2 separate regions of the Homo sapiens genome follow, and region 2 is linked to region 1. A link is a loop called in an ENCODE intact Hi-C map of the cell type or tissue named here. Cell type or tissue: Caco-2. All regions are shown on one strand. Links, peaks and the distances in the headings refer to the core of each region. The heading gives the core; the rest is flanking DNA.

What was found. Peaks named below come from ENCODE experiments on the same cell type or tissue, not always from the same donor. Only the 100,000 strongest peaks of a DNase experiment are listed, where the experiment ranks them.
Region 2: a loop joins it to region 1, with 5 times the contacts of the local background. A loop is called at or near these places in 5 of 110 quality-filtered maps.

What each region holds. Positions count from the first base shown.
Region 1 is chr5:41,337,822-41,350,252 of GRCh38, forward strand. All of the region lies in intron 2 of PLCXD3 (phosphatidylinositol specific phospholipase C X domain containing 3), which reads right to left. Among named protein-coding and RNA genes, the nearest start is that of C6, 130 kb to the left of the region's middle. In Caco-2, for the core only: no CTCF peak of the experiment used is centred there; no DNase peak of the experiment used is centred there.
Region 2 is chr5:41,519,809-41,532,239 of GRCh38, forward strand. No RefSeq gene overlaps it. Among named protein-coding and RNA genes, the nearest start is that of PLCXD3, 15 kb to the left of the region's middle. In Caco-2, for the core only: no CTCF peak of the experiment used is centred there; DNase peaks (open chromatin) are centred at 6,323, 7,043 and 7,543.

The DNA of each region.
Region 1 (12,431 bases), core at 3,020-11,019:
GAAGTCAGAATCTTTTAACAGTACCATCAGGGAGAGAAATTTTAAGTCAATTAGTCTGAGTTAGAAGAGTATTTCCCATGATGTCATCTCTTCATTATATCTTTGGGAAATCATATTACCTGACACTTTTCTAAATTGTTTGACCATGTTAACATTTTTAAGCAAATTCCTAGGAACTTAATAATGTACAATAAATATTGTCAAGCCATAGAGGTGCCACATATGTGTCTTAATTTGTAATACATTCTCCCTCTTCCTTGTATATTTCCTCCTTGCCATGTTTAGAAAAGTCTCAGAGAATATCGGGTCTGAAAATGTCTTTAAGACATTATAAAGTAGTCATATTCTCTACAAAAAATGTTTCCTGAATTAAATTCCATGGAACAATGCTTCATGAGAGATTAAAGATGTGCCTAAAACAAAAGGTTTTCTTGGCCACATAAGTGTAGGGAATGTTGAAGCCTCTTTGATGTTCACAATACACATAATAGCATATGGAGACCATTATCATATTAAGAACATTGAAATGTCCTGAAGTTAAGGATTTATTTCCCTTTTTTTAAGTTGGGAAACAAATTTATTTGACCTGAGAATAGCCCTGCTACTACCGCCCCTACTAACATGCGTGCATGCATGTGCACACACACACAAATCACCAATGACATCTAGTGGACTTGGTGTTCTACAGAACACTGTTGAAAATATTGCAGTTTCTTTTCAAGGGGCTCAACTTGAGCATCCTTTTCCAGGGGCTCAACTCTAACATATGTTTTAGGGGCTTGGAATTCTCATAGCCTCCCTCCTACTATTACAAGTTTCTTTCTGACCACCCACTAGATCTACTTAGGTTAATGTAAAACAAGTCTATTCCTCTTCAACGTGATATTCCTTTAAATATTTGAAAATAATTGATATTCACATAACCACACCATCTGTATCTTCCCTTATTCTTCTTAAATACCCCCATTTACTTTCCTTAGATTTTTCAGCTTGGAGCCCTCTTATTGTCTTTGTCACTCTTTTCTGTGTGCTCCACTTTGTCTATACTTCCTCTAAAAGGGGTAACCGGAAAATAATGCAATGTTCTCACTTGGGTGTGAAGTGTAACAGAGTATTTCCGCCCTCATTCTGGTTCTTTTATTATGGCCAAAGATTATTTTGGCTATTTTTTCGTTAATGTTTCCCAGTAATTTCATGATCATCTTTTTCCTGGAATTCCTTCATGGCTTCTTCTGCAGTGAGTGGCAGGTATTAGGCAGTATTAGAGGAAGGGGTAGGGAGGAAGCTGCTCTATCTCTGGAAGAGTCAACAGTAGTTTGCTAGCATATATATTCTTCTCCCTCTTTAGCTCAGAGAATCTCCTCTCTGCTTCCAAAGAAGATATAAAGCATGCAGGAGCTGAGATCCCACCAGAACTGCAAGAAAAGTCCTCAAGAGTGATCCAAGGGTAGATAGTGGTCAGAAACTAAGGAATGGGAGCAGAGGAGAAACACGAAAATTTGGATATTCTAGGAGGTAGCTCCAGCTGGTAGTATCAATGGTGCTGCCAGGGGATAATAGCCATCTGAGTAAGTCTCTTCTGGCTGGCTTTAGAGTGAATATGTCAATGGATACAGAGAAATCATACTATTTTTTTTTTTCAAAAATTGGAATCACTGACGTATGTGAATAGTTGGTCATGTAAATTATCTGCCTGACTGACTGAGTCTGTACTTATCAAATACAGAAGCAGGGTTTCCAGGGTGACAAAATGACAGTAGTGTTGCCCTTCCTCAGGGCTTGTGCTCACTTTAGCTTTAAGTAAGTCATTGATTCACTAGCTATTGATTCTAATAGACATCATAGAATATGTCATATGGAAGAGAAGCATTATTAACAACTTGGTATGGTTGTATTCTAGGGAAGCATTTGAAAATGTCATCCTAAAAGAACCCTTGCTATACTTTTTATCTTAAATCTTCCTTCATATTAATCTATAATGCTATAAAAATGACCTTAAAAAGATGAATTAAAATGCTTCCTCATAATAGATCATATCCAGTGCTGGGTTATTTCAAGGGAGATTTGCAGGGATAGGTCTTTAAAAGTTACTTACAGGATTTATTCTAGATGGAACAAAAGGAAAGACACTCGCCATAGAGAGGGCCAGAGGAGCCTTCAGTCAGAAACATGGCGAGGTGTTGAAAATTCAGATAAATGGCTCTCTGTTTGTGTATGTGTTTCTGGAATCTCAGTTAACCTCTAAAGTTATATAGATTCACACCTACAATTGCATTAACTGCATGCCTTTGTATAGATGCTGCTCTCCTGGGTCCTTCTCTCAGCAGTGCCTCTTTTAGATAATCAGGAGCAGTTTTATTCAGGGAATGAGGTAACCAGCATTCACCAGTCTCTTTTTATCAGAGCATTTTTCTACACTGAATTTTGCAACTCACTGCACGTAGTGTCCCTAAAAACAGGTAACATGATACTGTGAAATGACTAATTAAATAGCTAATGTACTGAAATATCAAAATTATCCTAGAGGCAACAAAATATATTAGTTTCATCAATTAACTAAAAGTTGTAAAAATAAATGGAATGCCATGCGTTCTCAGTTTCTCTGCCCTAGACCAGAAGAACCATTTGAAAAATCCCATTATTCTTCACCACTCCACACTGGAAATTTTTCTTTCCACAGCTGGGGTTCAAATTTGGAAGACACCCAGCAAGGGGAGTTGGTGGTGAGCTAGACAATGACACTAGAGATGGCCATGGTCTCTGATGACTGCGTGCATCCGTTGCTCATCACCTTTACCAACACTGACCCCAGGGACAGGCCAAGGCAAGGAAAGAGTCTTCTCCAAAGCAGTTAAAGTCTCTCAGGCAGAACTGTTTAGAGGGATAGTGCTATTTTCAAGTGAAAGAATGAATAAATACTTTCTAACTTAAAGTTGCAGTCGGCAGGAAAGAACCTAAAGAATTTTGTTGCTAATTTTATTGGGAACTCATGTCCCACTGGAAGTCATTAAGTGGAAGTTATTTGAAAATATTTTTAATTGTGTGACCTTTTAGCTACTAATAATAGAATGTATTTTATAATAGGTCTTACTCCTGGCATTGAGTTACATTTTAGGAGATGAAAAAGTTTTGGTATTAAAAAAGTACAAATATTTGTTAATATCCCACCAAAGTAAGGTATTCTAAATAAATGTAAAAAATGTTGCTGACAAAATACTTACCAGTTTTGAAAGTTGCTCTATTTCTAATGACAAAAGTTTATAATGTTGATTTATTTTCTTAGCTACATTAAACCAGTATATCTAGTGGAATTCAGTGAAAAACCAAATAATACCATATATAGTTGACTGAAGAATTACAAATACTTGAGTCTAAACTGGGCTGTATCACTAATGGAGTATGTATGGAAGAGAGCACCATCAATATCGCATGTCTACACTGCCATGCTAATGTCCAGAGTGGACAGCTTCCTAGCTGACTCTGCGAAGTCATTCTTGAAACCAAGACTGTGACTCCACCTAAATCACGTCTACAAATCGCTGATCCTTTCTGTGCAACATGCAGCATGAAAATACATCATTCTACCTCATGATTACTAGGAAGCTTAGATATAATCACGACTATGAATACTCATGCAAATTTCAAAGTGCCATGCAAATTTCAAAGTGCCCTACAAATTTAAGTTGTTCCAAATAAATTAATGATTTTGGATTATGTAAATTGGAAATAGTCCTGTTCCTCAGCTGAACTTTTCACTTGTAAATGGATTGGGTTACCATTGGGTTTATAAGGTTTACCTGTTTGCAATATTACCTCTTGTAGCTATGAATCATTCCTCTACCTTATAAAAGGCCATAAAGGGTGGGTGGTGGATAAATAGGCAAGGCCATGGTAGAAAAAAAAAAGTTCTTATCACTTATTTTTACATCTCTTGGAATCTCCCCGTGTTGCTAATCTCAAATAACTTGAATCTAAAATGAAAGTTGTCATCTAGTTATTGTGTACCCATAGCTTATAAATTGTGATGCCATCATACTGCTTAGGTGCCAAACAACTCACCTGGATTACAAAGGAGCACATTCTTAGCCATGCTTTACCTCTCAAGATATGAGTCCACAGTAAGAAATTTCCACCATCTACAAGAAGGCTTTGTTCCAATAGTTGTAGAAAATGAGACTGGATCATACGGCTGTGATCTAGTGAGCTCCTGCCTACTCATCTTTCTATTTAGGGATAAATATGGGTAACTGGGAAAGGATTTGTTACTTTTGGAAATGAGCACAGGAGTATGCAGATGTGATTTTGAGGATACTGTGGCCTATAGGGTATCCATATATCCTTTAATTGATCAAGATATTATCAGCTCAGAGTATCCTACTTTGGAATCCCTCTAATGATGTAATAGTTTTTGTTCAATCCAGTTATGCCAAATGGTTACTGCCTGCCAGGCACTGTGTTAGGCAACAGAGGTGCTGTTTTAGGTGTTGAAGAGCGAGCCTAGAAAAGTATGTGAAAGGAGAGACTAAACTTTCTAGTTTAATCTAGAAAACCTGAATATATATTCAGGAAATAGTACTGATTTCACCATCTGTCAATAATTAGATTTTATTGACTCTGTTTCCCAAACTTGTTAATAATGGAAGAGAAAGTGTGGGCCTCAAAGCAGTTGAGGCCAAAAGGCAGTTTGATGATTAAAATGAAGGTTCACAAATGATATCTTCTTGGACATACAAAATTGTGCAGCTGAGTACCTTCCAAAACTGAAATAAAATGTACAGAAAGCTTTGTAAATTTAATGTGGGTATTTTATTACCACTTCACTATCTCATTCTTTATCTAGGTTTAGTATATCAATATATTGAGTCAATAGAACTTTTGTAGGAGAAATTTCAAAACAGAAGCAAAATCTCCAAATGCAGCATAAAATATTAGTAGAAAAGGAGGAGCTAATTCATTCCAAAAGTTAAAAACTATAAGAATTTATAACATACTTAGCTATTTTAATAAGCTGAAAATGCTTGCTTCACAATTTGAAAAATATAAACAATGATGCCTCCTTTTTTGTGGTGGGGATAGGCCTTGTATCTAAGAAGGATGATTTCTAGACAAAAGCAAGAATAATGGATGGGTCCTAGAAGTCTACAGTTCTCAAAACTAACAAATCAGCAGCTTCAAAAATCTAATTGTTTGAATGCAGTGGGTACAGATTTTCTTTTCATTAGAAAAATGTAAAAGTTTAGTGATAATTAACTCATTATCATCAACAAAACTGTGCTATCAAACTTGCTGCAACTTCGCACAAGCATAGGATCCTTAGAGCTAAACCTAGGTAGCTCCACCTTTTCCTGTTCTGGCTCCTTACCCATTTTGGGCTTCTAAGTAAATGAGTACATGAGGACCACTTTATTCACCATAATTATAATAGAAAATTGAATGAAAGATATTAAAATTATGATTTTTTCCTTCAAGTGGAATAACCTTTGTATGCAATCTGAAGTTTTTATGTTTACTTGAAAACTAGTTGTTTTGCTTCAAAAATCTCTTTTACATAAACAGAAAAAAAATCAATCCAAAGGCAAAGAAATCATCCATATATTTGGTGAATATATTGAAAATGAATTACTAGTAGGCAAAAGGAAAATTGTTTGCTTATATGCAAAGTAAGTGACTTATTTTGGCTAAAATAAATGGTCTATTCAGTTCTGAAGTCAGTCAAAATTTCTAACCCCAACAGGTGGTTTCACAGGTACTACTACTAAAATCACAAACTTAGTTTGTGTCTACATCTTGAACTTTGGATTGAAATAATTTAAAATCATAACAGTGTCTAGACTGAGAACGTTTGTAGTTACAATGAAAATCCAATATACTTAAACCTGAAGAAAACAGAGAATATCTTCAGCTAGAGGAGAATTCTGACATTTTTTCTGATCTTAATGAAAACGTGGTTTAATGTCAAGTCACAGTCATATTAAAACATTTTTTTCCTAAAGCCCAAGCATTATGTTTGCTATACACAAGGCCAACATTTTCATGAATTGTGTTATTTACTTGCTTAAGCACAATTGGATGATTTGTTTGTCTGATAAGAAAATTCTTCACACCTCAGGCTTCCATTTCAACTTCAAATAAGTAACAACTGTATTGCTTTTTTTTCTTACGTTCTTGTATTTGCTCTAACTTTTAAATGGCATCTATGATTCTCCATTAACCATAAAACATTATCTTGAACTGAAAAAGTAATCTTTCTAAATTGATGTTCTGAATTAATGGGCATGTTTTAAAGGAACGATTTCAGATGGACTTCTAAAACATGAATAATACATTGGTCATAAAGAGCAGGCATTAAGCTAGCATTTAGAATCACTCCATGAACACAGAATAGAAGAAGACAAAAGATAGTTTGTCCAATATTTTGTTGACATATTTGGCCAGAAGATTAAGTGCCAAGTCATCCATCCAGAAATGCGACTTATTTTTAGAAAGAGTAGACTCAATAATTAAGGTTTCAGATTTATTCAGCTCTTATTCAAATAAAAGGTAGAACTTTTCACATTTTTCAGTTATTTTCCACAGCAAAATGAAAATCTGAAATCCAAATGATCAACTCGTCAATTAAAGAAATATTTGAATCTAGAATGAGAAATCCATTTTCATTTGTCACTTAAGGAAAGTTATTTTTGTTATAAGTTTTATATTCATAACAGTTCCCATTATTTTGCTCTTATAATTTTAATTCATTTGTTTGCCTAGAAATTGTTTTAGATAAGAAATATAAAAATGCGGCTGATATCTATGACTGACATCAGTTAACAGAAGATCATTTATGGACAAGAAATTATATGAATTACTAAAAATTACAATATTAAGTTCCTGTTGGAAAATTTTTATTTCAAACCTACAACCATTTAGAAAAAAATATCCTAATTCAGAGCAAGCCATGTATCAAAAAATCTAAATTCTCTTTTACTTCATATAATTAAAAATTATATTTATGTTTCATTAAACTAATATAAAGAATCATTCATTCAATATATATGTATTGCCCACCTACTCTGGGCACTAAGCACTGAGGAGTTAATGGTGAATAAAATCAAATCATTCCCTTCCTTCATACAACTCATAATCTAGAGGTAGGTGGGTGTGTGCAGATGTTAGCAAGTAATCACAAAAATAAAAGCATAATTACAAACTGGTTCTATAAACAAAATGATTCTATTACAGCATATAATAGGGAGACTTGGACACAGTCAAAATAGTCAGGATATTGATTTGAGTATTTTCTTTCCAAAAGTCCAAATAGTAATTGATGAAGCAAGGCAACATTAGATTTGTGTCCAAATAATATGATCTCTGCAGACTTGGGCTTTCCTTGAGATTTTTCCAAATGATGTCTTTGGCTAAATCTAACCAGACAAGACAAAATAACTTGAGAGCAAAAATGGAATTCAGAGATCTAGTCTAACCCTCTTATTGGATAGATGTGGAAACAAATCATGAGAGAGGGTGAGTGGCTTGCCCCTGCTTGTTTTCACTCAGTGGCAAAGATGAAATTGGAACCCATTATGCTAAAATCCTGTCCAGAGGTTATCCTTCTTCATATTATTCTGGGTCTGGTTTATCTAACGTTATCTACTCTGATGCACTAAGGCAATAACTGGAATAGCAATATGATGATAAGAAAGCCTAGAGAATGAGAATATTCATAAGATAACATTGTTTTCTGAACACAGCCTGTCATTCAGCTCAGGCTAGTAGTGAATAGAAAAAAATAGCTTATGCAAACAGTCAAATATCTTGGTAAGTGTCCAATTATTTACCATGTTTCATCCTTTACTCCAAATTTATACATACATATGTGTACACACACACACACACACACACACACACACACACACATTCAGGTCACTAAAGCCTCTAACTTTACAGATCCCAACTTTAACTCATTTAACTCATGGTTAACTCCATATTTAATTTTTGCTACATACTTATTTGCCTTTATCCAAATGAATATTTATTAGAGCAGTTTCTTTTCTTTTTTTCTTTTTTCTTTTCTTTTTTTTATTTTTTCTTTTTGAGACGGAGTCTCACTCTGTCGCCTGGGCTGGAGTGCAGTGGCACTATCTTGGCTCACTGCAATCTCCACCTACTGGGTTCAAGTGATTCTCCTGCCTCAGCCTCCCAAGTAGCTGGGACTACAGGCACCCACCACCACGCCTGGCTAATTTTTTGTATTTTTAGCAGAGAGGAGGTTTCACCATGTTGGCGTGGCTGGTCTCGAACTCCTGACCTCAGGTGATCCGCCCGCCTCGGCCTCCCGAAGTGCTGGGATTACAGGCGTGAGCCACCATGCCCAGCCTAGAGCAGTTTCTAGTTTACAGAAAACTTACCCAGAAAGTACAGAGAGTGCTCATATACAACCCTTACTCACCAACACCTAGCTAGTTTCTCCTATTATTAACATCTTGCATTAGTGGAGTATATTTGTTAGAATTGATAAACTAGTTGTAATATAGTATTATTAACTGAAGTTTAGAGTTTACATTAGGGTTCACTCTGTGTTGCACAGTTCTATGGGTTTTGACAAATGCATGATGTCCTCTATCTACCATTACAGTACCACAGTTTCACTGCACTAGAAATGCTCTGTGCTGTCTACCTGTTCACCCACCCTCCCCTAAACCAAAACCTTACAACTGATCTTTCGCCTTTACTGTCTCTATAATTTTGAATGTGTATGTTGTGGTAAAATATATATTAATATATTTATTAATTTAACATATAAAATTTACCATTTTAAATATTTGTAAGTGTAAAGTTCAGAGGGATTAGGTACATTCACATTGTTGTATTATACAACCATCACCACTCTCCAACTATCTCTATAAACTTGCCTTTTACAGAATGTCATATGGTTGAACTTACATGCTATGCCGTCTTTTCAGAATGTCTTTTTCACTTATCAATGTGCATTTAAGCTTCCTTCCTGCCCTCTTGTGGCTCATTTATTTTTATCACGGAATAATGTTCCATTGTATAGATTTAACAGTTTGTTTATCCATTCAACTACCGAAGTACATCTTGTTTGCTTCATCTTCGTTCCTTCTAAGTTTTGGCAATTGTGAATAAAGCTGTTATCAACATCCACGTGCAGGTTTTTGTATGGATATAAGTTTGCAATTCATTTTGGTAAGTACCTAAGGTTGCTATTACTGGATCATATGGTAAGACTAAGTTTAGCTTTGTAAAAAACTGCAAAACTGACTTCCAAAATAGCTGTTCCATTTTGCATTCCCAACAGGAATGAATAAGAGTTTCTGTTGCTCCATATTTGGTGGGACATTTGGTATTGTCAGTGTTTTGGATTTTAGCCATTCAAAGTCGTGGTATCTTGTTTTAATAAATTGATATTTTAGGATTTTCCAAATTAAAATGTCAAAGAGATGCCTCAGCACAGTAAAGTTAGAAAAAATTAGAAAAAAATTCTTTACCTATTAAAATGATTTCTGGTTCACTAATGGCAAGGCTTGTCACTTAGTAGATTTGGTTTACTCTGGACATTTATTAGATCAGATTCATAGATCTTTAGCAATCTCTCACTCCAAGGAAAGTAATTTATCTCTCCTCTGAAATCTCACAGCACCTCAACACCTTATAGACACCATTCTACATTGTAACAGTGTATTGCTCTGCCAATCTTTCTCACTTAATTTTGGAGTCAAAAAGGCAGGGAGCTTGGTGTAGCTGTGTCTGTGCAAGCACAACATCTGTAGATACTAGTTACCAACCTATAGTTGTTTTTTATTATGGCAGCTATTAAAGGAAGACATGGAAGATGAATGTGAACTCACCCTGGTCTTCAGTTTTACTATTTTCTCTCTAACACCTTTGTCCTGAGTTATAATTGTCTCAGTCTTTCCCTACTCTTAACACCAGATCAACTGGAGGCGCTATTATTCAAAGAATCACCAAAGAGGTGCAGGAAAGACTGAGAGAGGAAAAACATATATAATCCAAAACCAGGTAACTGGGCAATAAAAAATAAAATTTAGCTGGGCTTCTTACTCTTTCTCTTTTATTCTATACCTCTCTTGTTAGCAGCTGAATCAGTCTCTGTCATAGGCATTACACTCTTTGGGATGGTGAGCAATTGTTCTCCAAAACACTAAGTAAAAATAGTTCAGTGGAGATTTTTTAGAGATGTTCTCTGGCAGCTCCAGTGGATATTTGGAGAAACAAATACTTTTTCCAAGTTATTAGTTAACATATCATGGAATTCCTTATTGTAAAATGCTTCTCACACTTTGAGGTAGGTTAATAGTATTAGCCCCGTTTACTAAATGAGTTAGAGGAGTAGCTGCTCTGGATGCTATTTTCAAAACAAGGACATCATTGCTTGTGTGACATTATGATCTAATAGACGTTCTAAATGGACCCTAATGTACCATTATCTTAAAATATAGATGAGTTAGTAATTGCGCAAAGGTAGGAGGATGAAAAGAAGTAATCATGGTACAGCTGAGAATTCTTGTCAGAAAGTCATTTTTGTTGTTGTTGTTGTCTTTGTATCTAATGTCAGATGTCATGAGAGTAGGATTTTGAATCAGTGAGGGAAACCAGAAAAAAACATTCCTGGTAATATTTTCCAATGTCAATAGGTAGCACTCTAGCTTAACTAGTTAATTAACAAGACAAGGAAGCTTGTGCAAATATAATAATAAAGGTCTTCCAACTTTGAAAATAGATGTTTTTCCTACAGAAATCCCATCACCATCATATAAGATGACCACTTACAAATACAGAAAATTACTGAGTTTTTTTGTTTGTTTGTTTGTTTGTTTGTTTGTTTTAGATTGCAAGACCATCGGGCCAGGTGTGATATTGAATATGTTTGGTGCTTGGCAGCCTCCGTAATGCAGACTTATTAAGTACAGAGGCACTGGGGAAGAGCAAGACCTGCAGCTGATACCATGACTGCTTGGCAAAGGAGAAGGAAGACTTTTAAACCTCCTGGGAATGAAAATAAGCCATTTCCTTCAGAAAAAGCATGGAAATACAGGACTGAGCTCTGGAAAATTTGCCAAAAGAAGTGAAAAATAGTAGGGTCTAAAAAGGTCAAATAATAACCACACATCCATGTACTTGCTCTGGTTTTCCAGTAGTTGGATCTAAAACCTGCGATTCAAAATTTCTGGATGATTTTAATGTGATTTACTCATCTTTTCTATGATTTATTGACAATATCCATCTACAGATACTGACAGTGCAAAGGATTAGAAAGAGTCCACATATCCATGTGTTACAAGTTCTGCACATGCAATGTGAAGACCCCTAGCTCTATCTAGTAGTTGTTTAAATGGTCAGAAAATTATTCTTAGGTTGGGTCTTTTGTTTCCAAAGCAAGATTTATTTCTTAAAAGGATGGCTGCACTTATTAGAGGTTGTTAGGATGCTAAGCATGGCTTTAGGATCAAAGAAGCTATCAGAAGTTCAAAATTTTATGTCAGGATAAAAAGTTTCATCATGATCATCAAACAGCTCCTATGGAGGACTGCTACTTTCAGAAGAATAACTTCTTTCAAATTTGGAGATGGTTAAATGCTCCTATTGGGAAAAGGGATGGAGTTCTTTAAACTTTTCCTTGTATTAAATTCTGCCACAAGTTGTGTTAAAAGGACATTATCACTGAGAAATCAACATTCCTTTAAACTGAAGCAACTAGAGCACATCCCACTTCATGCAGGATGTGGAGTTGAAGATGAAGAACTGACAAAAGCATTCCACACTTTCCCCTCATGAAATGGTCCAAGAGTTTAAAGCAGAGGTTCTTGTACTTTGGAGGTTTAAATAACACTTCAAAATCCTAGAATTTTTTGCTCCGCACTTGAGGAGATTTAAAGACTCACAAATGCACTAAGCAAGCCAGTGATCATTACAACACAATTGCATGCATCACAGGTCTTTAAATTATCCTGTAGTTACAGAGCACTAGCCCCTTACTTGTCCTTTAGCACTGTGGATACTCTGCTTACTTCCCTAACTGCTGTACCCATAAATTCCCAAAGGAAAGTTCTGGAATGTCCTAGTAAACATGCAGGATTGGATTTTTTTTTTTTTTGGTAGTGCTTTGCAACATTTTGTTGCAGAAAATTGTAGCCAGCTATTCACTGTGGTGCCCTACTTGCTCAGCTGGGCTAATATCTGTGGATGACTCCGCAATGGGTGAAGTTGATAAAGACCTCTCTCACACCTCCTGTGCCAGAAATTTTCACTGTCTCCTGCATCACAAGAGACCATAATATGCACACAGCTCCCTCTCTCACGTTTTTAAGCCCAGTTTAGGCTCTCCTCCCACTTCTATTCTTTCATAGCTCAGTTGTTTCATTTTTTAAATTCCGTCCTCTGTTTTCTCATTGAAAACGAATGAGGCA
Region 2 (12,431 bases), core at 2,820-10,819, 180 kb after region 1:
TAGTAAGCATTCATCCTCCAAATTAATGAGTTTAGTAGAAAGCCCACATAGGGCACTGAAAAATGGCATACTTCTCAAAGTGAATAATGCTGGTTTGCAGACACAAAGGGTCATAAGACTAATCTTGATTTTGCATGGGAATTTGAAAATACAATACTCAAATTTATGGTTAGGTAATGTGGCCACCTGCAGGCTGTTAAGCAACAGAGGAAGAATATCCCGTTCTTATGGTTAAGAATGGGAAGTGATTTTCTCTTTAAAACAATTTATAGTCCGGGTGCGGTGGCTCATGCCCGTGATCCCAGCCCTTTGGGAGGCCGAGGTGGGTGGATCATCTGAAGTCAGGAGTTCAAGACCAGCCTGAGATAGTGAAACTCCATCTCTACGAAAAACCCAAAAGTTAGCCAGGTGTGGTCGCACGCACTTGTAATTCCTGCTACTTGGGAGGCTGAGGCAGAAAAATCGCTTGAACCCGGGAGGCAGTGGCTGCAGTGAGCCGTGATTGCGCCACTGTACTCCAGCCGGGGTGACAGAGTGAGACTCTGCCTCAAAAAAAAAAAAAATTATAGCAAAAAAATTACAACACAGCATTATCATATACTTTGTGTAATTATAAAACTTAAATTCTTCACACATGACAATTGTGGATATAATTTTCAACAAAGATACTACTTATTATACCTCATTAACTTTGATTACTGATATTGAAAAAGAATAGATTTACTATTATTGCTTTTCATCTTATTCTTGCCTTCTTTAACAAGCATTGAAAAATCTGAGATGTTGCTTTTGGCTAAGAGACATAGGGTTAGGTAAATTCGGCATTAGAAAAAGAGTGGGCCTGAGTTGACTGCAGTTCATTACAATGGCTACAAAGGGGATTGGGAGACCTGCGCCTAGTCAAAAACCATTGTGAAATAAAATATATTAAATAGCTGTTGGAAATAATCATAAGTCAATTTGAAGGAAGTGCATTTCAGTATGTAATATGTTTAATGAAGTGATTTGATAGTAGGACATATGTTAAGTTAATAATCATGGGAGAAATTAAAATATAAACAGTTTTTAAATTATGTGGACAGATTTCATTTAAAGCAAATATTAGCAGGTCAACTAATGAGTAGTGTAATGCAATGGTTTCAGAACAAGAACCAATCATTTCAAGTGTCTGTCACTGGTAAGTATTAACTATTTTAATGTTAGCATATAGATTAGCCTGTATAATCTGTGCTGGAAGCAATGGACTGGAGAAGGAAGTCAAGGAGAGGAAAGAATAATTAGAGGGAAATTGTGATAAAGGGTGAAATGGAATGACTATGAAATTAATCATGAACATTTTTGACCGTTCTTTACAACAAAAAGTAAAATAGAAATTTGTAAATTATTTAGCTAATATAACTATTGCAGAAAATTTCACTGACTAATTTAAATCAAGATACCAAATCTCACTCTAAAGACTCTTATTTGATAACACTAATTAGTTTGTCCCTCTTCCCTTAACCTTCTGTTGCATGGATACTCCCTACAGCTAACTTCTAAGAAAACACCAAGATTAAAATGGGGGTAATTCATTCAATTATTTAGATATTTTGCTTACATAAGTAAAGCCTGAGGTTCTCTTCTTCTTCATTTAGATATTTTGGCAGTAAATATTATTTTAATAGAAATCAATCTGAGGTAGTAATTTTTGTTTTGTCAGGGACATATGGCAGCCCAAAAGAGGGTGAAAAATAACATATTAAAAATAAACTTAAATATTTTAAAAATAGTATTAAAATATATCTTCATCTGACATAATAACTAAAATAGAAATTAATCAGACATACTCAGTGACACATACTTGCTGCCATTTGAAAAAATAACTACAGGATGGAAGCCAGGCCAACTAATAATATTAGGTAACAATTACTGTGTCCTGAATATATGCTGTAGGCACCAGAGCAGTGCATTATGTATATGATTCTGTTATATCCTCACATGGGGATTAAGATGCATTAACCTATCAGTGCTCATGGCCCCATCTCCAGGCTCGAACTTGCAATTGAGTCTGAGAAATGTAAAGGTCTCAATGATATTCTCTCAAAATGTATTTCTCATTTGGTTAACTGTAGCCATGGTCTACATGTTTCTTTTGCTAATGTACTAAATATGCCAAAACTTTCCCTCTACAACCATAGGTCTTTTTTCAATCTCTTAGTATATTTTTCTAATAATTTCATTTCTCCTGTGCTCACTATCTTGTGATATTAAGGGGTAAGGGTGTGGAAGAGTCCAGGCATAGCACCCTGGTTGCCAGTTAGATGTTCATCCATGGTTTTGAATCATGAGTATGATTGATAAACCTGAAATTCGTTTTCAGGTGGGTTTTGCTGTTAATTTTTAGCTCCTTGTCTGATCTTCAATCCAATCTAGATATCTATGTTTGATATTATTCTTCAATGATTTAAAATTCAAGGACAAGATTTGTGTACCTCTAGTTCATCTTTATTTTTTTCGAATCTAAATTAATATTTTCCCCCTTCTCTCTTTTTCTTTCTTTTCTAACTAGCATACATCCTAAGTCTTTTATATTGCACAATAATCCAGACCAAGACTATTTCTATGATTGGTCAAAATATTAAACAGTAGCATAAATATCTCATCGTAAGCCCTTATTAAGTTATTAGTAAACTAACCTCTTCTATGGGTGTAGAAGAGCTCTGTACTGACTCCCAGGCTCTGTGTTTGAGAAGGAGGCTACAGCAGATGAATTGACAATAACACAGGAAGCAGCAGGAGGGAGAGAGTGTGGTGGGTCTCCAGCTGCTTCTACACAACAGAACTTCTTTGGGTTACTTATCACTGACACCAAACTTCAGATTGGAATACAATAATGTTATTTACCTTCTATAACCCCCCTTCTCCCCTGCCCCCACACTCCTATACTTCAGTTTTTCCTTTTCCTTTTGTGAATCATTTTTCCCTTCACAATGCCATTGTTTATTTTAACCAAACTTCAGATATATGGTAACCTTCAGTGTGAATTGCTCTGTCCCCAATTCCTCCCACCCATCCTCCAAGGTGTTATGTTTTAATGTGTATGTGCTTGATTGCCATGGCTTTTGATAGATTTACTCTACATCACCTCTTCCCAGGGTCCCAAAGACCTGAAAGAGTTATATAGGTCAAATTGAAGTTGGGTAGAAAGTTGGGGAGAGGAGGAGAGGAGAAGGAGGATCTGAATATTTTTTAAATGATCATATTAAGTCCATTAAGATAAGTGCACTCCTAGACAAACATTATTCCTATCTGATGAATAACTTCCTCAAAGACTGGGTGTGTAGGTTAGAAAGGGTTCTGGGTTACTAATTAAGGTTAGAGTATAAAAAGCAGGATTAAATATGATTAAGAGCACATTTCTATGATTGAAACATTATTATTTTATGTTGAATGCATTTGTCACTGGCAAGAGTGTAGTCCAAAGGATGTTCAAATCTGTAATAAATGTTCATACATTTTGAGTGTTGTTCCACTATAGCATGCATCTAGAAATTCAAATGGACAGTTTCTTTTGTAGCTTATTTGAAGGCTATAAAGCTATTTGATTTATAAATCTCTTCCCTTTTGCATCCCCCTATACAGTGTGTGTGTGTGTGTGTGTGTGTGTGTGTGTGTGTGTGTGTGTGAAATTGTATTAAGATCTTTACTGAGATGGACTATGAAATTACTGATATTCAAAAAATCCACAAATATTAAATTAAATTTAGTCAATCTAAATAAGTTTTCAGCACAGTTTTAACTTTAGCTGGATTAAACTTTGTGATAATCCTGTATTGCATTCCTCTAAATAATTTTTCAGTTTTAAAATAATCAAAGCCAGTATGAGTGACTTTTAGAATTTGGCTGCTCCACATTAAAAAGAAAATTTGACCCTGTAGCCCTGTGAAATGATTTTTTGGGGAAGATAGACATGTCTTTCTATGCCATGATGCTTCCTGAAAAAGAATTAGACTTGATAAAATTTCTCCTTGCTCACAGCTACTACCACCTATTTCTTCTTGGGCTATGATTCTTTAGTTTTGTCTCCACGTATTGGGAGAGTTGAATAACTAATCGTAGTGTAAATGTAACAGGAGAACAAAAGTACACTAGATATTTTCAACCAAGAGATTCCAATAAAAGGAAACTGTTAAATAGATGTTGGAGAACTGAAAAGAAAACCTAAAAATGAACACTACAGTAATCATTGCAAGAACCTGCTGTCATCTCTAGAGCTGAGGAAGCAAAGACAACAATTTGAGGTTATCAGAACCCAGATGCTTGGAGCAGTGGTTCTGAAGAGCAGTATCTCTGAAAGACTGACATTGCCCAGCTTATTTGGGCACCTCTTAGGGAGATGAGACTCATTCTAGAAGTGTGACCATTCTGGAAATTTAGAAAAATAGCTGGGATCTTTCCCCTCTGCTGCTGCCAGTGAGAAAGAATTGCTAGGGCAATGCCAATAAAACCATCAACCTAAACAAAAAAGATTGAAGTCCCTCCTTCCACTTCCTGCCTTCCAGTATCTCTTAGTGCCCCCTATTGGCAGAACCTGACAAAGAACCAGCTGGCAAAACAGAAGTATAATTTGCAGAGTTCCATTATCTCAGATCAGAGATATGGAAGAGTGGATTTGTCACCAAGGAAGAACAGCCTAGTAACTGGCAGGTGTGGTAGACAAAATAATGATACCTCCAACAGTATCCACATCTGAATCTTTGAAACCTGTGAAAATGTTACCTTACATGGCAAAAGAGACTTTGCAGATTTAAATAAGTTAAGGCTCTTGAAATGGAGAGACTATTCTAAACTATTTGAATGGGCTCGATAGAATTATAAATGTCCTTATAAGAGGAAGGCAGGAAAGTCAGAGTCAGAGAAAGAGATGTGAGGTCAGAAGCGAAAAGAAGCAGGAGGGAGAGAGGGAAAGAAGGAAGGAGGGAAAATGAGAGGGAGATGTAAATGTGCCATTCCACTGGCTTTGGGGATGGAGGAAAGGGCATGAGCCAAGGCATGCACATGCAGGAAGCCTCTAGAAGCTGGAAAAGGCAGAGAAATAGATTTCCTTCTAGGGCCTTCAGAGGAAATGCAGTTCTGCCAATACCTTGGTTTTAGTCTCATAAGACCCGTTTTGAAATTCCGACCTCCTCCTTTTGTTATTTTAAGCCACTATTTTTGTGGTAAGTTTTTATAGAAGCATAGCACTGAATTATAACATTTTGAAGGTAGAGAAGTAAAGAACATCTTTGCCCCCAAAAAGGCCATTCTTAGGCATGGGCTTCTGCCATGTCTGATATGAGCAGACATATCACAAAAGAAAATATACGAATGGCCAACAAACACATGAAAATGTATTTATCATTCTTAGTCATCATAGAAATGAAAATTAAAGCCAAATGAGATATCAGTATATACCTACTAGAATGACAATAATTCAAAAGACGACAATATCAATTCTTTTTTTGTTGTTTGTTTTGAGGTGGAGTTCCGCTCTTGTTGCCCAGGCTGGAGTGGAGTGGTGCGATCTCAGCTCACTGCAACCTCCACCTTCTGGTTTCAAGTGATTCTCCTGCCTCAGCTTCCCCAGGAGCTGGGATTACAGGCACCCACCACTACGCCTGGATAATTTTTTGTATTTTTAGTAGAGACAGGGTTTCACCATGTTGGCCAGGCTGGTCTTGAACTCCTGACCTCATGATCTGCCACCTCGGGCTCCCAAAATGCTGGGATTATAGGTGTGAGCTACTGGGCCCGGCCCCCAACAGTATCAATTCTTAGCAAGAAAGTGGAATCATTGGAACTCTCATGAATTTCTGATATATGTGTAAAATGATACAACCTCTTTAAAACTCTTTGGTAGCTTCCAATAAAGTTAAACATACACTTTACCTATTACTCACTCCAGGGTATATATCTCAAAATAATTCAGTATATTACCACAAAGAGAATTATACAAGTATGTTTGTAACAACTTTACTTATAGTAGCTCCATTATGGGTCAAATTATAGCCTTCCAAAAAGATATGTTAAAATCCTAACCCTGGGTAACTCAGAATGTCACTTTATGTGGAAATAGGATCACTACAGAGGTCATCAAGTAGAAACGAGGTCATTAGGATAGACTTTAATCCAATATGACTGCTGTCCTAAAAGGGAAATATGTCCAAAGAAACACACAGAGTGAAGATGATGTGAAGACACGCAGGGAGAAAAGTCATATGACTGGAGTGATGATACACCTGCAAGCCAAAGAATGCCAAAGGTTGCTGGCAAACACCTGTCAACGAAGAGTCAAACTCTGTAAAATATTTGAAGAGATTTACTCTAAGCTAAATATGAATGACTATGGCCTGTGACACAGCCATCAGGAGATCCTAAGAGCGTGTGCCCAAAGTGGTTAGGGAAGAGCCGGGTTTTATACATTTTGGGGAGACATGAAACATCAACCAAATACATTTAAGATGTACTTTGGTTTGGTTCAAAAAGGCAAGACAACTTGAGGAGGTGGCTTTCAGGCTAAGGTAAATTTCAACATTTTTTGTTTGACAATTGGTTGAGTTTATATAAAGGCCTGAGATCAATAGAAAAGAAATGTTTGGGTTAGGATAAGGGATTGTGGAGGTCAAAGTTTTATTGTGCAGAGGAAGCCTTAACATAGTAGACTTCAGGGAAAATAGGTTATAAAATGTTTCTTATCAGACATAAAAGGGCACCTGGCTCTTAGCTGATTATCTCCTGGATCTGGAAAGTGAAAAAAAAAAAGAGAAAAGGGGATTCTCTACAGAATGTAGGTTTTTCCCACAAGAGACGACTTTGCAGGCCAATTTCAAGATAAGACAATAAAATATATTTGGGGTTGCTTATTTGTTGTGTGATGTTATGCCAAAGTCAGGTTCGAAAGTAGGACATGTTATACAGGGTTAAATAAAACTCCTCTGATGAGACTTTAGGGTTTGTAGGGCGTGCTCACCAAACCCCTTAAGAAGGAATTTGAGCAAGATAAGATTAAGAAAAAAAGGTCAGAGTTTAGTCTTCACACCAAAGCTAGAAGAGGACAGGAAGTATTCTCTCCTAGAGCCGATGGAGAGAGCATGGCCTTGCCAACACCTTGATTTCAGACTTCCAGTCCCTAGAACCATGAGATAATACATTTCTGTTGTTTTAAATCACTCTGACTTAACAATATGGATAACCCTCAAAAATTTTATGTTAGCAGAAAAAAACGCCAGAAGACACAAAAGAGCACATGCCATATTATCCCCTTTATATAAAGATAATAGTAAAAATGACCATATAACTCTTTTTCACATCCACACGTTTTGCAATTTTTTTTTAACCATCCATCAAGAGGTGGCCAATTGTCCACTTCTTCAATCTGGACTGGAATGTGACTTTTGTCAATAGAATGCAGTGGGAGTAATCGTGCCCCAGTTCTCAGACAAGATTCTTCACATACCCAACTCTGTCTCTGAACCATATCCAGGCACCATGTGAGCAGTCCCAAAATAGTCTGCTGACGTGTCAGAGGCACTCAAACCAGAGTGATTCCATCTTAAATAGGGGCTGGGTAAAATAAGACTGAGACCTGCTTGGCTGCATTCCCAGGAAGTTAGGCATTCTTAGTCACAGGATGAGATAGAGGTTGGCTCAAGATACAGGCCACAAAGACCTTGCTGATAAAACAGTTTGCGGTAAAGAAGCCAGCCAAAACCTACCAAAACCAAGATGGTGATGAAAGTGATCTCTGGTCGTCCTCACTGCTCATTATATGCTAACTATAATGCATTCACATGCTAAAAGACACTCCCACGAGTGTCATGACAGTTTACAAATGCCATAGCAATGTCAGGAAGTTACTTTATTTGGCCTAAAAAGGGAGGAACCCTCAGTTCTGGGAACTGCCCACTCCTTTCTGAGAAAACTCATGAATTATTCACCCCTTGTGATATGGTTTGACTGTGTCCCCACCCAAATCTCATCTTGAATTGAACCTCCCATAATTCCCATGTGTTGTGGGAGGGACCAGGTGGGAGATAATTGAATCATGAGGGCAGTTTACACCATACTGTTCTTATGGTAGTGAATACGTCTCATAAGATCTGATGGTTTTATAAATGGAAACTCCTTTTGCTTTGTTCCCATTATCTCTTGTCTGCTGCCATTCAAGACATGCCTTTCGCCTTTTGCAGTGATTGTGAGGCCTCCCCAGCCATAGGGAACTGTGAGTCCCTTAAATCTCTTTTTCTTTATAAATTACCCAGTCTCGGGTATGTCTTTATCAGCAGCATGAAAACAGACTAATACATCTTGTTTAGCATATAATCAAGAAGTAACTATAAGTATACTCAGTCGAGCAGACCATGCCACTGCTCTGCCTATGGAGTAGCCATTGTTTTGCTTCTTTACTTTCTTAATAAACTTGCTTTCACTTTACTCTGTAGACTCATCCTGAATTATTTCTTGCATGAGATCCAAGACCCTCTCTTGAGGTCTGGATCAGGACCTCTTTCCAATAATAGAAGGATGAGAAACCATATAAAGTAGAGATAAAATGTCATAACCAAGGCCATCCTGGAGCTGCAGACTTAGCAGTTAATCACAAATACTTGAGTGAGCCCAAAAGAAACAAGAACCACACAAACGAATTCAGACCAAATTGCTGATCCATTTATTTGTGAATTAAATAAGGAGTTGTTTTAAGTTATTGAGTTTTGAGGTTTGTATGTAGCAGCAATTAACTAATGAAGTAAAGAAACAAGCCAAGTAAAATCTGACAATAAACATCATAAAAGTGAATAGTTAAAGCAGTCTTGAGCAAAATAAAACAAAAGAACAAGAAAACAAAGCTAAATGCATTACACTATCTGATTTCAAAATATACTACAAAGCCATAGTAATCAAAACAGCATGATACTGGCTTAAAAACAGACATATAGACAAATGGAACATAATGTAAGGCCAGAAATAAATCCATGTTATGGGTAATTAATCTTTGATAAATATGCCAAGAACACACAATGGGGAAAGTCTCTTCAATGAATACTGATGTGAAAACTGGATATCTACCTGTAGAAGAATAAAATTGGACTTTTATCTCATATCTCACAAAAAATTAACTCAAAATGAATTAAAGACTTAAATGTAAGTCCTGAAACTTTAAAACTACTAGAAGAAAGTGTAAACCAAAAATAAAATTCAAAGGGCCCCCTGCAACCATCTGAATGGACTCCCTCCTCAACCAGTGCACTCTAAAATTTAACCTGAAAGACTGGTTCAGGCCATGATGGAAGCTGAGGTCAGACATGCCTTATTATGCCCCTCCAGCATTAGCATCAACAGAGACCTTAAGTCTGATAAGAAACATTTACAATATATTTTCTCTAAAGCCTGCTACCTGGAAGCTTCACCTGCATAATAAAACCTTGGTCTTCACATCCCCTTATCTTAACCCAGACATTCCTTTCTACTGGTAATAACTCAACCAATTGCCAGTCAGAATATGTTTAAATCTACCTATTACGTAGAAGTGCCCCCAAAGTTGTTTCACTCTTCCAGATTGAACTAATGTATTAGGTTGGTGCAAAAGTAATTGCAATTTTATCATTACTTTTGATTACTTAGGTTACTGCTAAGTCTGTTGAGATCCCACATATAAGAGACATAATGTGGTATGTCACATTATTTTACACAGAACAAGTAAAATTAATTTTAATTGCAAAAACCACAATTACTTTTGCATCAACACAATACATCTTACCTGTATTGATTGATGTATTATGTCTGCCTAAAATGTATAAAACCAAGCTGCATACAAACCACCTTGGGCACATGTCATCAGGGCATCTTTAAGCTGTGTCACAGGCACATCCTTAACCTTGGCAAAATAAACTTTCTAAATTGACTGAGACTTTCTCAGATATTTTAGGTTCACAAAAGCATAGGAGAAGAAGCTTTTTGAGATCAATCTGACCAGTAATTTTGTTTTCTATATGATCCAAAAAGCACAAACAAATAAAGCAAAAACATGAGAATGGGATTGCATCAAACTAAAAAACTTCTGTACAGCAAAGGAAACAACAATGTGAAGAGGCAAACTACAGAGTGGGAGAAAATAGTTGTAAGCCATGCATCTGACAGGCAATTAATATCCAAAATATGTTTAGAAAGTCAAACAACTCAATAGCAAGAAAACAAATAACCTGATTTTAAAAATGAGCAAAGGACCTGAATAGACATTTCTCAAAAGGAGAGATACATAAATGGCCAACAAGTATATGAAAGAATGCTCTACATCATTAATCATCAGATAAATGCAAATTGAAACACTAAGCTATCACCTCACACCTATTAGAAGAGCTATTTTCAAAAAGACAAAAGATAACTGTTGGCAAGGATATGGACAAAAGGAAACTCTTGCACATTGTTGGTGGGAGTGTAAATTAGTATAGCCTTTATGGAAACAGTATGAAGCTTCCTCAAAAAATTAAAAATAGAATTACCACATGATCCAGCAATTCCACTACTGGATGTATATCCAAAGAACATGAAATCAGTATGTTGAAGGGATAACTGCACTCCCATGTTCATTTCAGCATTATTCACAATAGCCAAGATATGGTGTTAACATAAGTCTCCACCAGTGGATGAACAGATAAAGAAAATATAGCATATACACAATGAAATAATATCCAGTTTTAAAAACAAAGAAAATATTGTCATTTGAAACAACATTAATAAACCTGGAGGACATTGTGTTAAGTGAAACAAGCCAGGCATAGAAAGAAAAATACCACATTATGTCACTTATATGTGGGATCTAAAAATGTCAAACTCATAGAAGAAAAGAACAGAATGATGGTCACCAGGAGATTGAGATTTGGGGAGAACTGAGGGGGTGTTGGTCAAAGGGCACAAAGTTTCAGTTAGATGGACTGAGATAAGTTTAAGACACAAAACTCAGAAAAATGATTACCTTGGAGAAAGATTAACTGTAAAAAGTTGAGAAACTTTTCTGAGATAAGTTTTTAGTTCTGTATCTTGATTTGGGTGATAGTTATATCATCATTAAAATGTAACATACATTTGTGAAAACTTATCAAACTGCACTTTGAAGAGCTGTATATATCACAGTATGAAAGTTATAGCTCAATTGTAAAGACAAAGAAGACATTGGGTGTCTTCTTGTCAGGATTAGATTACTGCTAAGTCTATTTATCAAGAGTCCCCCTACCCTTGATGTCACCTCTTAGTGATTTTTTATTCTACTGATCCCTTGATTATAAATCCTCATTGGTGTAGCTGTATTCAAAGTTGAGCCCAGTGCAGTATTTTATTCCAATAGTTTTAAATAATCTTATGTATCATTTTAACAAGAGTCACAATAATTTTTTTCTACATTTATGAAATATGATGGCTGGCACTTTTTATCAATCAAAGCTTTTCAGTTTTTTGAGAATTACTAGTGATACTGTCTAGAAAACTTTTATAATAAGTAAAAATGTTCCTAATTATCTAGATATGTTTGGAGGTATATAATTTATTCATTTTATATAAACTAAAACAATAAGCTTAAATAAAATTTATGGTAGAGAATGACTTGTGTTAGATAATAGTGCCTTTTGGCTAGTCTTAATATTGCAGCTTAGACCTACTGCATGTTCCAAGTAAATATTATTATGAGATAATGTATTGAATACCTATCATTCTTAAGGTGCCTGTTAGATATGGACTTTTTAATTCCTTATGGCATCTTATTTTTGAACTTCAAGTGTCAGAAAAGTAAGTGTTGAGACTTCATGCTAGAAAGAATGAATTATGAAAAAACATGATCTGGTTTTGGACAACTGACATTGGCCTAATAAATCTAACCAATGGGGTTAACTTTTCCCAGTCAATATATATATTTTGGAATATACTGTACTGCACCTGGATAAACAAAATTTGAAGTAGTTGCTTATTAAATAGAGCTGATTTTCTTCTCTAAAGGCATACCGCATCTCTGATTTTCATAGTCTTCTTCTCAGAGAAGCATTATTCATTTTCATAGGAAGAAGGATATGAGGCTAGGAATGTTTATTGAGACTTGATTAAATGCCAGTCTAAGAAGTTTACTTTTAAAGAACTGGTTATTAAATCCTGGAGGTGTCTCCTTGCACTTCACCTCTGATTTGAGTATTGTAGTAGATAGGTATAGGGTTGGATTTCATACTTCTGATAGCAAATAAACTTTTTATTATTCTTTTAAAAATATGTTTACTCTACTGGCAGTTTCCCTAATACTTTTGTTAGCCACCAGAGCTTTAACTCAAGACAATTTAGAAAATGAGCACTCTCCACATTGCTCTGTAAAGACAGGGAGAATGAAGCCAAGAGCCAATTGTACAGACATTGTGTTCTGCCCATAAATGCTCAGT